Regions from separate parts of the Homo sapiens genome. Here region 2 is linked to region 1. A link is a loop called in an ENCODE intact Hi-C map of the cell type or tissue named here. Cell type or tissue: psoas muscle. All regions are shown on one strand.

Region 1 (8,000 bases):
GTCTCTTGTGTACTTCACAGTGTACACATTGGGTTTATGATGAAGGAAAAAGAAATAAGCCTAATCAAACTGTCCCACTTGCAGTGCTGAATGAGTCTCCATGTCTGCCTTTCATGGTGGCCAGGTAAGAACAAGAAGGTAAAGGGAAGAAAAATTAGAAGCAATATTTTTTAACAACCTACTCGGTCCAAAGCACTCTACTACTATGTGTTTTGCATGTTTTGTCTCATGAAGTTATCATGACTATGTGACATATCTATTACTGTTCCCATGTAAAGAAAGAAGGAAGAGGAAAAGAGAGCACTGTGGATCAACAGTTAGTAAGTGTTAAAAATAAAACTCAGACTCAAGTTCAACCTATTCCAGTTCATTTTTTCTCCCAACCACCACACACTTTCTCTCTATGAGATGAGACAAAATGAGCATAAACCACCGGGTAGGGCAGGTGAGTATTTTCCCTTTACTTACAACAGAGTACACGTAATTCAACTTAACAGAATCAGGAGTTACTTACACCATGTGTTTTTTCCCTGATTTCAACATAGATTTTGTTTCTGATAAAAACACATTTAGTGTACCTGCTCACTAGACAGAAAGCCTCAGAAGACATGGATCTTGCTCACTTCTGCATCCCTAGCACGTAAAACAGGGCTACAGGAATTTCAATAACCCATTGCTTGATTCAATAAATGACATCAGTTCTTACAGTTCTTTGGCCCTTAAATACCAACTGATACGCATTCAATTAAGTCAGTAAGTTAGTGACAGATGTGAAATATGGGATTTATTTGTATAAACATAAGCAATAACTCAGGATTCTCTTCATTTTCAAAAAACTAATGATATTAAAGCATCATCCAAGGACACACAACTTATGACTTCAGTTTATCCATGCAAAGAGACCTCTTAAAAACGGAAGGTAACTTTGAGTCATTTTCTGTCTCTTCCTCCTTTCTTCTTCTTTCCCCTTTCTCTGTATCACTTTTATTTTAAAAAATGGTGAAAATAACTTATGAGAGAATAAAACACCAAAAGAGTCAGACAGAGAGAGTCTGAAGCTGAAGGGGAAAGTGAGGACCAGTTGTGGCAACATTTCCAGAGGTGGCAGCCAAGGAGCTGCAGATAGCAGAGTTTATTTATAGTTAAAGTAAAGTGAACAGAGATGCCTTGTGATGATGTTGGCTGTGAATTTTTGTTTCAAGGAAGTAGAATAAATAGTACACCTACCTGAAACAGGAGAAAACTAAACTTGGAAAATCTCTTCAATGACAGAAATAAAAGGAGTTGTGAAATTATGCTGCCTGGTACTTTTGCTGTTGTGTGATTCCTTTGCAGTAGATGAATAATTCAATCTCAAGCTCCCCAGTGGAATACTTTGGGGCCTCTACATGAATCTCATAAATATCAAATTTATTTGCTTGTAGTCATTACCACATGCTAAAGAAAATGAATTTCACTTATTCTCCACTACAAGATCATCAGAAAGTACAGAAAATCTGACCATTCCTAAGAAGAAGAGTTAGATTTACTTTCCTTAAGATTTAAGGCCAAGTTCAATAAATAGTGAGTCACTGTACCTGCTACATTATTTTATGTCTGAAAGCTAGAAATGACCTAGCTTATTATATTCCTCCTACCCAGTGTGTCTCTAGCCTGTGCTAGACATGTTCAGAGTTGGAAATCTACTACATTTTTGGACAGTGCTCATGGTTAGGGAGCTCTACCTTATATTAAGATGAAATCTGCTTTCTTGAAAGTGATTAGCCTACTGACTCTAGTTCTGTCTTCTAGAAAAATTTGGAGGATTAATCCTATTCCTGAAAAAATAATCTTTAAAATAATCAAGGTTAGCTTCTGGATGTCCCATAACAGCTCTTCTGTAAGTTAAAGAGCTAAATATACCTGTTGCTTTAACTATTCCAAGAATGATAGATGCATGTTATTCTGAAAAGGTATCCGTTACCATTATTTTTAAATTGTAGATTTCAGGTCTAACTAGGGTTCTAAAGTTGGTACAAGCAAATTGTCTACACATTTTTTTTTTTTGCTTATACACATCCTAAGATATTTTAAAAATAACTGCTAGGCCCCTCACACATTTTTAAGTTATCATCTAATTTTATGTTTGAAAATTGTCATGTTTATTTCCCAACCTAGTGTTTATATTTGTTAAATACATTTTCATCAAAGTTTTGAACAGTAGATTTTCCTCATTCAGTTTGTGGAAAATATTCACCATGGAGAAAATATTCACCATAGAAAAACCAGAGGTTACTGGACAACCATTCAGCCAAATCAGCGTAATTTTCTCACTGACTATACCTGATTTCATTTGTCAAAGCAGATAAATGTGTTAATATGCATCTCCTTGACAACTCCTCACTACTCAATTCTAGGAGACATAGGTAGATAAGACCTACAGTGCTGCCATATATTTATCAGCTGGCTGAAATATGGCACTACCCTCTGATAATCTCTTACCTACCTGGGCTCATTTTGCTTTTATTTTTTTTAATGGAAATTTCTCTCAGGAGCTGTGTGTCATTGAATTGTCCCTTTGTTTGAAAGCTAGAGGTTTTATATTCTGGGACTGTGCCCCAGGTCAGTAAAATTTAGGATAGATGAGAAGAATAACTCTCTCTCTGTGTGTGTGTGTGTGTGTGTGTGTGTGTGTGTGTGCGCTTGTGTGTGTGTGTTCAGTAACTAATGGGAACAGGGTGCTCGTTTAGCAGATTTCATGGTGGAAGGCAGTTTGCCATGCACATTTTCACTGAACTAGATTTAAGGACAAATCAAGATGAAAGAAGGAAAGTGTTCTCATGTTCCTGCAACTTGTATAGTAGTGTCATTGGATCCTTAGGGTGTCACTTCGCCAGCTGGAAACCTCTGTGGGCAGTGGCACCTTCTGCTTGAGTATTGCTCTTGCCTGCTGGGCTTGTTATGCTGACTTGGCCTGGCAGGCTGTACTCAGCTCGCGTTACTGGCCTGGATGCCACGAGCCAGGTGGGGAGTGGCAAGGGGTGTGTGAGCAAGCGAGCATGGGGTCTGGACACTGAGCACAGCCAGGCACACTGCCTGCTGTAGTGTGGCAGGTAGTTCCAGGTGCCAGCTTTGTGCAAGGCTGAGGCTGGACCAGATGTACCACTAGAAGCTTCTGCTGCAGGCACCAGCATCTGGATGAGGAAAAGATGGTGGCACCCAAAAACTCAGAGATGCCAGGAACCACAGAGCCCCAAAGAGAGTGTTATAGCATGTCACATCCCTGACTTAGGGAGCCCCGAGGTCTGGGCTCCCAGAAAGGCCACAGCTCTTCTCTCCTTATTATTGCCCACAGCTTGGTGAGTGAGGGGGCGAGTTTTGGGGGGATGTGTTTCAGCCTGTTTGTGTTACAGGTCTCTCAGTCCCACTGTCCCACTCTGGCCACAGCTCTTGGGCTGACCCTGTACCGCTGCTGCTTCCTGTCTTGTGGGGCAACCACCCAGCACTGGTGGAGGGATATAGTGTTACAGCAGTTCTGGCCATGGGTATTCTAAGGTCTGGGCCCCGGAAGGGTTGCCACTCTTCACTCCTGCAGTCCAGGACTGTGTCGCCACCTGCAGCTTAGCGAGCTGGCCAGGAATGTGTTACAGTTCCTTTCACTCCCTGCATTTGTCAATTCCCGAGTTCCTGTCCCATGTCCAGGAGGAATGAATTTATGTGGACAACTGGAGGGTAAGCAAGGAGGAGAGCTTTATTGAGTGACAGAATGGCTCTCAGGAGACCTGAAGTGGGTAGCTCCTTTCTGCAGGCTGGTCATCCTGACAAGTGTCTGACTCTGGCTGAGTCTGGGGTTCTTAATATGCTCAGAATGGAGGAAGCGCATGCTGACTTGTCCATAGGCAGACATAGGCAGGCCTGGAAAAAGCACCATCTGACTGGCTGAAAGACATCAATGAAGTTCTCACTCCTGGTCATGAACCCCACCTGGAACTGGGAGCCTGGCCCCCAAGCTTCAACCTCTCCCTGGCTTGAAGGTGGGGTTTCACTGGGGACCTGCCCCTTCCCTCCTAAGAATCTGTGTGCCTCCCGCTGCCATCAACATTACATCCACAGTGCACAGGCTGTTCCTGCTGAGGGGCACCCACAGGCCCACGACAAGCTGCCCTCAGTACCTCAGCCTCCCTCCCACACTTGTCGGTGCTCAAAGTCTGGAAGGGGCCAAGGGAACAGGGGGCTTGTACGTCAGTGCTGCCCCAAGTACACGCACACCCGGCCAGGCTGTGACAGCCCTCGGGCTTAGCCATAACTTTGCTCTGCACTGGAGTCGGCACCAGGAGCAGGAAAAGGTTTGTGAGTGGGAGCAGGCACTTCTGAGCCTGCAGGGGAAGAGGGCTTCCTGAGCTCCCAAGAGTGCAGGGATGCCTGGGTCTGGAGCTGCAGCTGGGCAGCTGTAGCTGCACCTGCAGGCAAGGACTCCCTCCCTGCCAACTCAGTAGGGTATGGGGCTCCCACTGGGATCACCAGTTACCAGCCCCCACCGAGCGCACAGCCCTGGTCGCACCTCCCCCACTGCAGCTGGAGTCCTCACAGTGGCCACCCCAGATGGGCCCCTGCCACCATCATTAGGGAGCTATCGTATTGGCTCTGTCTTTAGAGCAGACACCAAGTATTTTTTGCGTGCTTCAAGCCTTCGCATTGCAGATTGTCAACATTTAAGTAACATGGATGTATACATCTGTCTCTAAGTAGCCAAATGTGAATCTAATACACTCCTTCTAAAATAACTCAGAGCCTTGGGGGAATAAAGGGTTTCCCAAAAACAATTTGTTAGAGTTGGGTCTATGAAGAGCGTGGGAAGAATATAGAATTCAGAATAAGATGTTCCTGAGTCTCCCTGTTCCCTGTTTTTTGTTTGTTTGTTTGTTTGACCAGCTATATACCGTCAGCATGCTTCTTTGTAATTATGGGTCTCCATAGGTTTTACTGTTTTTCTTTTTTTGTCTTGAGACAGTCTTGTTTTGTCACCCAGGCTGGAGTGTAGTGGCACAAACTCGGCTCACTGCAACATCCACCTCCCAGGTTCAAGTGATTCCCCTGCCTCAGCCTCTGGAGTAGTGGGATTACAGGTGTCCACCATGATGCCTGGCTAATTTTTGTATTTTTAGTAGAGATGGGGTTTCACCATGTTGGCCAGGCTGGTCTCAAACTCCTGACCTCAGGTAATCTGCCTGCCTTGGCCTCCCTAAGGACTGGGGTTAAAGGCCTGAGCCACCCACGACTGGCCATTACTGTGTTTCTTACTATGACTTCTCTTAGCTCCCTCAACCCATGCACATGCTTCTAATAGGTATTTCCCTAGGAGTCTCATCAGATTTAAACTTCTTCGATCATTTTTCAGTCTCAACTAGCTATTTGCAAGTGTATTTCTCCTAGTGACTGTTTAAAAATATAATGTCCAGTAGAATACCAGATGATAAGAATGGATTAGCTGGTGAGGCAGGGAGCATTACAAATGTTTTTTTGCTGAGGAGTGTTAAAAGAAAAAAACTTCAGTTGAATTAAATTTAAAGGAGTTTAATTGAGCCATGAACACTACATTAATAGGGTAGCCTGCCGAGCCCAAGTAGGCTCAAAGACTCCAGTGCAGCCACGTGGTGGAAGATTTATGGACAGAAAAAGGAAAGTGAGGTACAGAAAACAGAAGTGAAGTATAGAAATTGCTGGATTGGTTACAGTGTTTGCCATATTTGAACATGGTTGGAATAGTTGGCTATTTGGCCAAAACTCGCTGATTGGCCCAAGTGTAGGCAACGGTCTGTTTATACCTCTGCTGGTTATAGTTCACGATGTACAGAAAAACCCTTAGGCCAAACTTAAAATATGTAAGGAGGCAGCTTGAGGCTAAACTTAATTTAAGAGGAGGAAGAAGGAGTAGGAGAAATGAGTGCCATCGATGCTGTTTATTTTAACAGTAAGGACAAAAAGTCTGAAAATTCCAAAAACAGTATCCTTTTCAACACAGCAAGTTTCTATCCCGTCTTTGTCTAACCCTTTAAAATCCAAAAATCCAAACGTTTCACACCCCTGGTGATTCGACTAGCTATGATTGACAAGCCAGCTTATTTTTGCATTTGCACTTCAGTTTCATCTGCATTGGAAACATAGCTTGATTAAAGGCCATATCTCCATGAATCTTTTTGTTTTCCTAAAAATTCAAACATGTACTGGTAAACAAATCTCTCTTTTTTTCTAGATCTGAACATTTTAGACTCTGGTACTTTTTCATCTAAGAAGTATTTAAAATCAAACATCTTAGCAAGTTTTAAAAACCTGTCTTGATTCTTAAGGAGACCAACAGTCTTAATAATATCTCTAGAATTTAAATGCACAAGCCCAAATCTGAGATTTAACCAAGAGTATTTTAAACTATAGCACCTTTGACTTACACCATCATAAGGCAAAAGCAAGGGGCAAAGTCTCATTCCTTTCACAAACTGTATAACCTTTTAAATGTGCACTAGGATTCTTGATATTAAAATTATAGGAATTCAAATATTCAGCCTTTTCTAGTGAGGTGAATGAGGGGAGAGTTCATTCAACAAAAGAAGTTTATGATAATTTATATACTCTTTTACTTTTGAAAAGGTAGCACTTTAAGCACTCTGCCAATGCAAATTTATGTCATGTCGTTTACTTCAACTATGGAGTTTGCCTCTCTCTAGGTTTAGCTTTGATCTGAGTTGATATTAACTGAAAGTTCTTCCTATAAGAGATATATGTTCACCTGGGTGATGTGAGTGAATCATCCCAGACAAGCTTTTCATAGGTTGAGTGAAATCTGCTAACAATGGAATATCACAGAAATAAAAGGATGGGTTCTGGAATCAGAAGCAATAGATTTGAATACAAGCCCTACCGTTTCTCTACTGGTATTGAAGAGAAGTCGTAGTAAAGTACTAGATTTGATGATAAGCCCTACTGGCTTTGGGCAAGATAATTTCAGTACAGCCAGTTTCTTCATCTTAAAGCAGTAAGCACGAAAATATATACTGCATAGGGTAATTAAAAGTATTAAATATATGTCTGTCTTACAGTAAACATAGAAAATGTTATATATTATTAATCTAGCATTTAAGAAAGTGCCTAATACATGATATGCTCAACATATGCTGTAAAAATAAAAGATCTAACACTCATTGACAGCTTACTGTAAGCCAGACAATTCTAAGTATTTTATAATGGATAACATTTAATTAATTGAATGAACTAAAATGTATTAATCTATATTAATAAGACATTCTTCATATAAGTGAATTAATTGTAACCTAAGATCTCTGAGGTTTCAGGAATGTATGGATGGTTTCCAAGATAATTATTAAAACCTTGATATTTCTGCAGTTTTCAGTTTAAATGTGCTTATATGCATTTATTAGAAAGAAAAGACATAAAGAGATTCTCAAAGAAGTTCTGCAAACCTCAAAGTAGATAAGAGTCTTTGATACAGATTATTACTTTGATGGCCTCTGCCAAGTGTGTGAGACAAGACGAGTGAAGTTCAGAAAGTGGTTAATTAACTCCTGAACATTATTAGTATTGCACTTTCTGTAATTAACACTATAAAACATGTTAACTCATCCCTGAAGATTTTTCTCTCATTGTAAATAGGTTATAGTCACCCAAGTGTGTATTTCCCACATCTACTACTAGTGTCTGTGTAAACTGGGGGCTGTTGGAAAGAAAAGAAAAAGAAATCTTGCATTTTCCTTACATTTACATTAAGAATGAAAAGTTGTGTGAATACTATGGTAGGTCAATTTAACGGATTTTCCAGTCTAATTTTTCATCTGTGACCCTTGTTCTAAGGAGCATTTGGGGGAAGAACTTAGTGTTTGCTCACACTGGGTTTTGTAACTGACACAGTTCATGTCATATAGTAACTCAAGTCTCATATAATAGCTGAAGAAATATTTATTGAAGAAATGGGCAACTTCATAAAGGCTTAAATTTTACTAATCCCAGGT
Region 2 (8,000 bases), 380 kb before region 1:
AGATAATTGAGATAATTGGCATTATCTCAATTCCCATATCTTCTTTAACAAAGCCAATCTCTCTTCGGAAATATCCATCCACTAATAGATGGGTCAGCAAACAATCCAAGCTGTGAGCCAAAGTCAGCCAACTATGAGGCCAACTCTGTTTGCACCCGTTCTTTATAGCTTTTACACTACAGTGGCAAAGTTAAGTAGTTGTACATATGTCTATATATTTAGTAGAACCCTCTTGAAGGTACAAATGACTTAATAGGGAATGTAAAACTTTAAACCTTTTGTCAAGAGCAGCAGAAAGGATGATGTGTGGTAATGACGATCTCCCATACTGTTCAAGTCACATACTACCCACCAAAGAAAGCATATTCTGCATCTTGAGCATAATCCAAGTATAACTGGCTTAATCAAAAATTGTGTTCTTTTAAAAACTCTGTATTTCCTTGGTATGGCTTGAAGTCCTCTCAATCAATGAGTTCACTTTGGATAAATTATTATAGGAACCTAGCTTATATATCAACACACACATTGCACTATCATTTTCCTAAGGCATTCAGTCTTTCTACTACTGGAAGCATATGAACTTGTATTATTTACTGTTTGTAGGTTTCCCTATATATTTTCAGACTTATGGCTCCTAAAGGTGATAGAATGTGTTACTTGTTTATTATGATAGCCTCTGGCTGGATTTAGAAGCTACATATCAACAGAGTAAATACTATTTTAAAATATCTCCATATTGTATCTGTATTTTGATATTATGTTGATGATTTTCAATTGTTCAAGGGTAAAGAGGTTAAGCACCCCATGTACTCCTGAACCACCCATACCTCCCACATATACATTGTTTGATAAAGCCTAAAACCAAATAAATAAAGATGTGGGAAAATGAGAATACTGGCATTCTTGGCCTGTTATTTAAGATGACTCTATCAAGGTAACTCTACTTTTTGACATTTTTCCTTCCCCTAGGCTGGTTCTGCTACTGAACTCAGCAGGCTAATCATGCTTTACCTATCCATGCAGAGGTAAAATGTCATTAAAATGATTGATAGGGTATACACACCTCAAACATGACAGTAGTGATGGCTTCCCCATGTGACATGTTGCTTCTGAAATAATTTTGAGATTGTTTATCTATTATTACAATAGAACCCTGATTTATGTTTCACAATCCAGTTAGCTTCTCACAGGGACCTTGAACAATTCTCTTATTTTAGTAAGTTACAACACCTTTTCCCTGATGGGCCATTGGATTGATGCAGGAGGATGTAATTATGTGAAACTGAGACAGCAAAGGCCCCAAATGAATCAGCAGCTTATTCTACTTTTATGGGTACAGGGCAGCTTCTTCTGTATTTTCCTGGCCATTTGAATTCTGCTGTTTGCTGTTCTCTCCAACTTTGATTCTTTGATCCGGAGTGTATATGCCTGCTCTGCTTTTGTTAACTCAATGCCTGCTGGTCCTTGCCTTGTCTCAGTCTTCAGAATATGGATGTGAAGACTGGATCACAAAGACAGGTCATGCTGAGACTGGGGAGGCATATCTGATCTCTGGGTTTGAGTCCCGGTTAGTAACAGAAGGACTTTAGAGCAGCACTAAAATCTCATTCATGACATGAAACAAAGTCAGAGTTGAGCCATAGTCAGACATTAAATCAAAGTGTCAGATATGACAAATCTGAGCAAGGCCGTGCATGACAGGATGAGTGTTCTTGAGCAAAAGGGAAGTCTAAATCCATAGTGTTGACAAAGAAGTAAGTATGCTGAAATGAGGGAGAGCCCAGGGGCAGGTTTAAACCATTATTCTTGGATTGTACCTTGCTGTGGTACAACAACTGGTAAATTTTGACTTCCCTTGCTCTGCTAAAGTTCCTAGTTGGTCTTCAAGGCACACTGTTTTGAAACCTGTGCCTGTCAATCCTAAGCCTAGTAGTTCTACTAAGATTCAATAGCAGAATCAAACCAGCCACGTGGTTTCAGTAGAAGACAGACGGCTGCAGTGAAAATGAAAACAGAGGCTGTTTCAAGTTAAAGGCTATTCCTGGGCTGGTTGCTGAAGATGTTGTGGGTCTGTTGTTATATGTGGTTCAGTCATTGTCCATTTGTATATTCAGTCTCTCAACATACACATATTCTAAATTCTTGTCAGGCAATTGTGGTGGATTCATATCTTATATAAATTAATTTCAGTTAAACTACTTCAATGCTAGGGGCAATACCTCTCTTCAAAGAGTTTATAATCTACTTGGAAGAATAAATAAGCATTACACAGTAAATTCCACAAACAAAATGCTCTAGGAATCCAAGTATGGGTTATCATACCTAGTTTTGTTGAGTGGATAAATTAAAAAGGGCTTCACAGGCAGATAGCATTTGAAATGAGCCTTTAAGAACATGAAAACAGCTCTTTAAAATGGGGTGGGGGAAGAATTGGGGAGATGGCCTCAAAGAAAACAGTGGAGTAGGGAAGTAGGAACCCAAAAACAAATTTAATGACTCCACTAGGTTGTATTGATCTGAGCAACTCTGTTTTGAATTATGTTATTGATTCTTTTTTTTTTTTAAGGCTTCTTAGCGTTATGTTTTTTTTTTTTTTAATTATACTTTAAGTTTTAGGGTACATGTGCACAACGTGCAGGTTAGTTGCATATGTATACATGTGCCATGTTGGTGTGCTGTACCCATTAACTCGTCATTTATAGGTATATCTCCTAATGCTATCCCTCCCCCCTCCCCCCACCCCACAACAGGCCCTGGTGTGTGATGTTCCCCTTCCTGTGTCCATGTGTTCTCATTGTTCAATTCCCACCTATGAGTGAGAACATGCGGCGTTTGGTTTTTTGTCCTTGCGACAGTTTGCTGAGAATGATGGTTTCCAGCTTCAGCCATGTCCCTACAAAGGACATGAACTCATCATTTTTTATGGCTGCATAGTATTCCTTGGTGTATATGTGCCACACTTTCTTAATCCAGTCTATCATTGTTGGACATTTGGGTTGGTTCCAAGTCTTTGCTATTGTGAATAGTGCTGCAATAAACATACGTGTGCATGTGTCTTTATAGCAGCATGTTTTATAATCCTTTGGGTATATACCCAGTAATGGGATGGCTGGGAACTCCTACCCTGCAAGTTTTCTTATTCTGTATTCCATTCCCTCTTTATGTTGTTCTGTTCTGATCCCAACCATTACCTGTCACTTTTTGTATGAAAGTGTGCTAAATGGTAAGATTCCAATTATCTAATACTGCTTAGAGATAGTCTTACCAAACTTCCCAGAAAGAACCTGAAGATTTTCAAAGTATTCAACTAGTGTGAGAGTCTGGAACTATAAAAGTCCAGACAGTGAGGTTTTTGGCTTTACAGGTTATACAGTCTCTGTTGCAACTACTTAACTTTGCCACTGTAGTGCAAAAGCTATAAAGAATGGGTGCAAACAGAGTTGGCCTCATAGTGGGCTGACTTTGGCTCACAGCTTGGATTGTTTGCTGACCAATCTATTAGTGGATGGATATTTCCGAAGAGAGATTGGCTTTGTTAAAGCAGATATGGGAATTGAGATAATGCCAAAGCACTGGAGACATTTGGGAAAGATTCCAAGTAATATGTACCACTTGTCTTCATGGAACCTTATCTCTGTACTTTTTTTTAAACAAAATACATAGTTTCTTATTCAGAAAAAAAGGGTTAGAATATTTTTTCTCTTTTGAGACATAAATTTAACTTAGTTATAATACATTTAACAAATGTTTACTGGGCCTCTACTGCTATTGTGGATACCAAGAAGAGTAAGTCTTGGCTCTTTATACATTTATACCTTTAAAGATCTTATAGATTAACAGTAGAATAAGGTAAGCACTAAGAGAGAAGCACACACACAATTTATGAATATTTATGGTAAGAAGAGATTATGCAAATGGACCACACCATTCTTTTCCTTCATGAGCACTTGAGATGCAATTCAAAGTCTAGGTAAAATTAATGAATGAAACCATGAAATATTAAACATTTAGACAAGCAAGTTAAGACATCTGGGAAATAGTGTATAGTCTGCTTTAAATTTTACTCAGATCTCTAAATCTATCATGTCCCAACTTTCCTCTTGACTTTTCCCTGGACTTAAGCTCCCCTCGTTAACCAATATACCTAATATTACTTAGGTATATTTGTAACAAACTTTCCCAGAAAGGATCCAAAGAAAACCACCATCTCATCATTTGCTCAACTTAGAAGACTAGTATGTCTCCTTTTTTCCACTCATCAATTTATTTTGCTTGCATTCAAAATTTTGCTTACATCAAAATATAAGATATGTTTTTAATTCTTCTACCTTTCTCCATCTGTGCTTCCACCAGTTAGTCTCAATCACATGCCTGGACTCCTGGACTAGTCTCCTAATGATTCTTACCACTTCCATTCTTGTTCTGTTCTAATCTCTTCCTCACATAATTGTCAGAATAATATTTTTTAAAATCATAAAATGGATGGTTTTAATGCCCTACTTGAAACCCTTTAGGAGCTTCCACTTATGTTCAGGCAAACAACCAGACTTTCAGTTCTGCAAATCTTCAGCAGTCTTCCCTGCCCTCAAATGTATTCTTTCCTTCCTTTGGAACACTTTCATTCTCACTGTTTGCTTGATTGATTCCTTGGCTTCTTTCAGATCTTATGTTAATTTTTAACCCTTTAGGGACTCCTCCGATTGTCCTATCATAGAAGATTGCTTGTTCATGGATTTCATGACAATATGTATTGCTTAACTCTTCTATTAGCCTGAATCTCTGAAGGCAGAAAGAGATTGTTTGGTTCACTGTAGATATACAGCACCTAGTAGTACAGTGTCTGCCAGTATAGGTATTTATTCAAATGGTTATTTGATAGTTATTTCTTGAGAATAGTCAGGATATTTACAATTGCAATTTGGGAGTGTGAGGTATTGAGGAGTGATTGACGCAAATTTGGCCATCACTTGCATACAGGTGATTGATGGTTGAGATTACGAAAGTGGATGAGATTTTCAAAGAAGATAAGAAATGTTGAGAAATAATTTAGAATGCTTTGGGTAACTTAAGAGTAAGTTATCTAACCACTTTGTCTTTCTGTTTTTTTTTTTTTTTGTCTCTAACATATGTATATTATGGCCTCTATGTATGTATGGTGTCATGTCTCTAATGTATACATAATATTAGTACCTTAGGTGACTAAGGCACCTTCATAGGAGCTGGCACGTTAAGTACTCTCAGAGGACCTGACATATAGTAGGGTCTCAATAAACATCATTTTCTTGTCCTTTCTCATTCTAAACTACTACACTCCCATGAAACATAAAATAAACAAATATAAGATCTCATGTATGTTATTTAAAAATAATAAAATCTCCTTCAACAAACTTTCAACAAGCACTAATTTATCATATTTTATGAATATCAGGTTTGATGCCAACTGCTGAGAGTATTTTTAAAAAGGAGTTTATGGTTTGAAGGAGCATACAGACTTTGGAGAGAAATAAAATGGGTGATTAAAATGTAGTAAGCACAGAGATAAGGGTGCAAAATGAACACACAGAAAAGTGGTTTGCTCTTTTTAAGAACTTGGATATTTCAGTGGGATTCAGCGTGGTCTTGGCAAGTTCTTGAATCTCTCCTTAGGCTTTTACTAGGATGCCACATGGCACAATTTGCTTAACTCCTCTGAAAATCATTCCTCACCTGTAGAGTAAAGATAAGAATCACATCTTTCAAGGTTGTTGTTAGGTGTCACATAGATTAAGGTAAATGACTTGATATATTCTAAAATGCTTTAAGTGAGGATCTACCATGGTGAGTCAAAGGGAATCTGAAATAAAGCAACTGCAGTTGGTAAAGGACTTATCAAATAGTGTCAGCTGAACAGGAATTACAGAACTCTCCCCACCTACCCATATTACCTACGGTTCCCACCATCTTGAGAATACTTAGTTATAAATAAAATCATAGTTTTCATGAACTGAAACTCTTAATTAAATAGAATCTTTAGGCATGCTACTCTTTAGAGGATAAAGAAAGTGATAAGAAAGCAAACTGATAACAGGGAACCAGTAAGAAAAATAACTCCAGGCTATGTCTTGGAGATAGTAGACATTTCAGATCAATCTTTCCTATCTTTTTTACTTACTTTCTATGCTGCACACGGAGAGCATATTTAGAATGATGAACCGTAGGCAACATAAAAGCATCATCAAAGAACATTTCTTTCATGTTCATTATACATACTCTATAGCAAAGGCTGGAAAATGGGTGGCTATATTTAGCACAGACTTCTGAACAACATAGTCTAGAAAAATACTATACTAATCAATTTTTAGCTAAAAACTTTAATTTATCATCCACTCAATATTAAAGGTAAAAGTTTGTAACAGAGGTTAATTTTAAACAGCTTGGAAAAGAAAAAGAATCTGCATCACTTGATTCCAAATTAGACCTCCTGTGGTTTTAATGCAAGCAGGTTTTAAAAACATATTCATTTTAATATTAACAAAATATTATCATTTACATAAATTACTATTTAAGTATAATTTCTGGGTAAAATTGTTACAGTGAATATCCTTGACAAATGAATGATACAGCAATCTTGAAGCAATAGGTAACTTTCTTTTGAAAATCTGACTAATGTCACTGGAATTTCTTGGCTATCTCTTGTATTTTCACATGTCAATTACATAATAATGTTCACTGAATATTTTTTCTTCTTATTTCATGCTTCCTACCTTTTTAAAAATATATATAATAATGCTCTTTACCATTACCAAGTGTAGTTTGAAAGTTTTTGTGAAAGATATCTATTTAGGGCAAAAGGAACCCTAAATTTGACAACTTTCTAATTGAATTAATATTAAGTGAATTTATATTTTGTGGAAACATGGCAGCAAAATTCAGCCAGTTATTCCAGCAGGTGGCTCCCTAGCACTGCCTGCTGATTTATGACTTTGTGTTTAAAGGATTGTCAGCATAAGCAACGAAAATTCAAATGTAGAATTTTAAATGTGGATGAGTTCTCCTGCCTTTCAGATTCTAATGAACTGCAGCCCAATGCCAGTTTGCCACATGGTTTCACTGTTGCTACAGTCTCTTCATTTGAGAAGCAAATGACACAAAGAAGTTTGCTAACAAATTCAACAAAATTGTAACTAAATAGTTACCTTTGTAATCATTTAATAGGACTTAATTGACGATAGATGTTGCAAAAATAGGGATAATAAATGGCCTGGGAATTGTATACCTCCTGGTTGTTTATTCCCGGAGCAAAAGATTCTCTCAGCAGTGTGCATTGTTATGAATCATTTAAGAGGAAAAGAGAAGTGATGGAACCAAGATTAGAGACTGCATGTTACCACTGATGAATGCTTTTTTGTCTCTGCCCTAATCCCTTAATAAAGAAATTTATAGCTAATATAATGCATTTGTACTTTGATAATTTCCTCATTATTTCCTTAGAGACAATGTTGCAGAATAGAAAGAGTCAGAAGGGCAAAGATAAGAATTTCATTTCAGGTCTAGCAATTATTAACTATATAACCTGGGGCAACCTACTGAACTTGGTTTTTTATTTGCAATTGGAGTTCTCCAGATGGCAAATATTCATCTAGAGAATTGTTGGAAAAATTAGAGACAAGTTCTGTAAAATTCTTGGAATACATTAGATTCTCAACACATTATACTTATTATTTTCATAAGCAATCATATTTAATCCTTACCAAAATCCCATTTTTTCTGCAATGTATTGTTATTTCAACTAGCTTTAAAATGTGCAGAGCCAAACATTAATTCTGTTTACTGATGACAAAAAAAAAAAATCACATGGTTTAAAAGAGTCTGTTCTAAAAACACAACTAGTTTTTCTATGGTCCATTATTATGTTACTGTCAAGCAGAAATCAGCAAATCTGGAGATAAATACTGGGTTGACTACTGTATTTTCAATCTAAGAAATTGTTTCTTTTTTCATCTCAATAGTTGCAAGCAATC

Evidence for each region. Hi-C counts contacts between places; a loop is a spot of excess contacts. Peaks named below come from ENCODE experiments on the same cell type or tissue, not always from the same donor. Only the 100,000 strongest peaks of a DNase experiment are listed, where the experiment ranks them.
Region 2: a loop joins it to region 1, with 9 times the contacts of the local background. A loop is called at or near these places in 4 of 110 quality-filtered maps.

What each region holds. Positions count from the first base shown.
Region 1 is chr17:53,788,204-53,796,203 of GRCh38, reverse strand. No RefSeq gene overlaps it. Among named protein-coding and RNA genes, the nearest start is that of KIF2B, 31 kb to the left of the region's middle. RefSeq lists an enhancer at 4,291-4,791. In psoas muscle, a CTCF peak has its summit at 3,609 (motif pointing left); DNase peaks (open chromatin) are centred at 2,963 and 3,543; H3K4me3 peaks cover 392 bases; H3K27ac peaks cover 1,924 bases.
Region 2 is chr17:54,171,808-54,179,807 of GRCh38, reverse strand. No RefSeq gene overlaps it. Among named protein-coding and RNA genes, the nearest start is that of KIF2B, 350 kb to the right of the region's middle. In psoas muscle, a CTCF peak has its summit at 6,930 (motif pointing right); no DNase peak of the experiment used is centred here.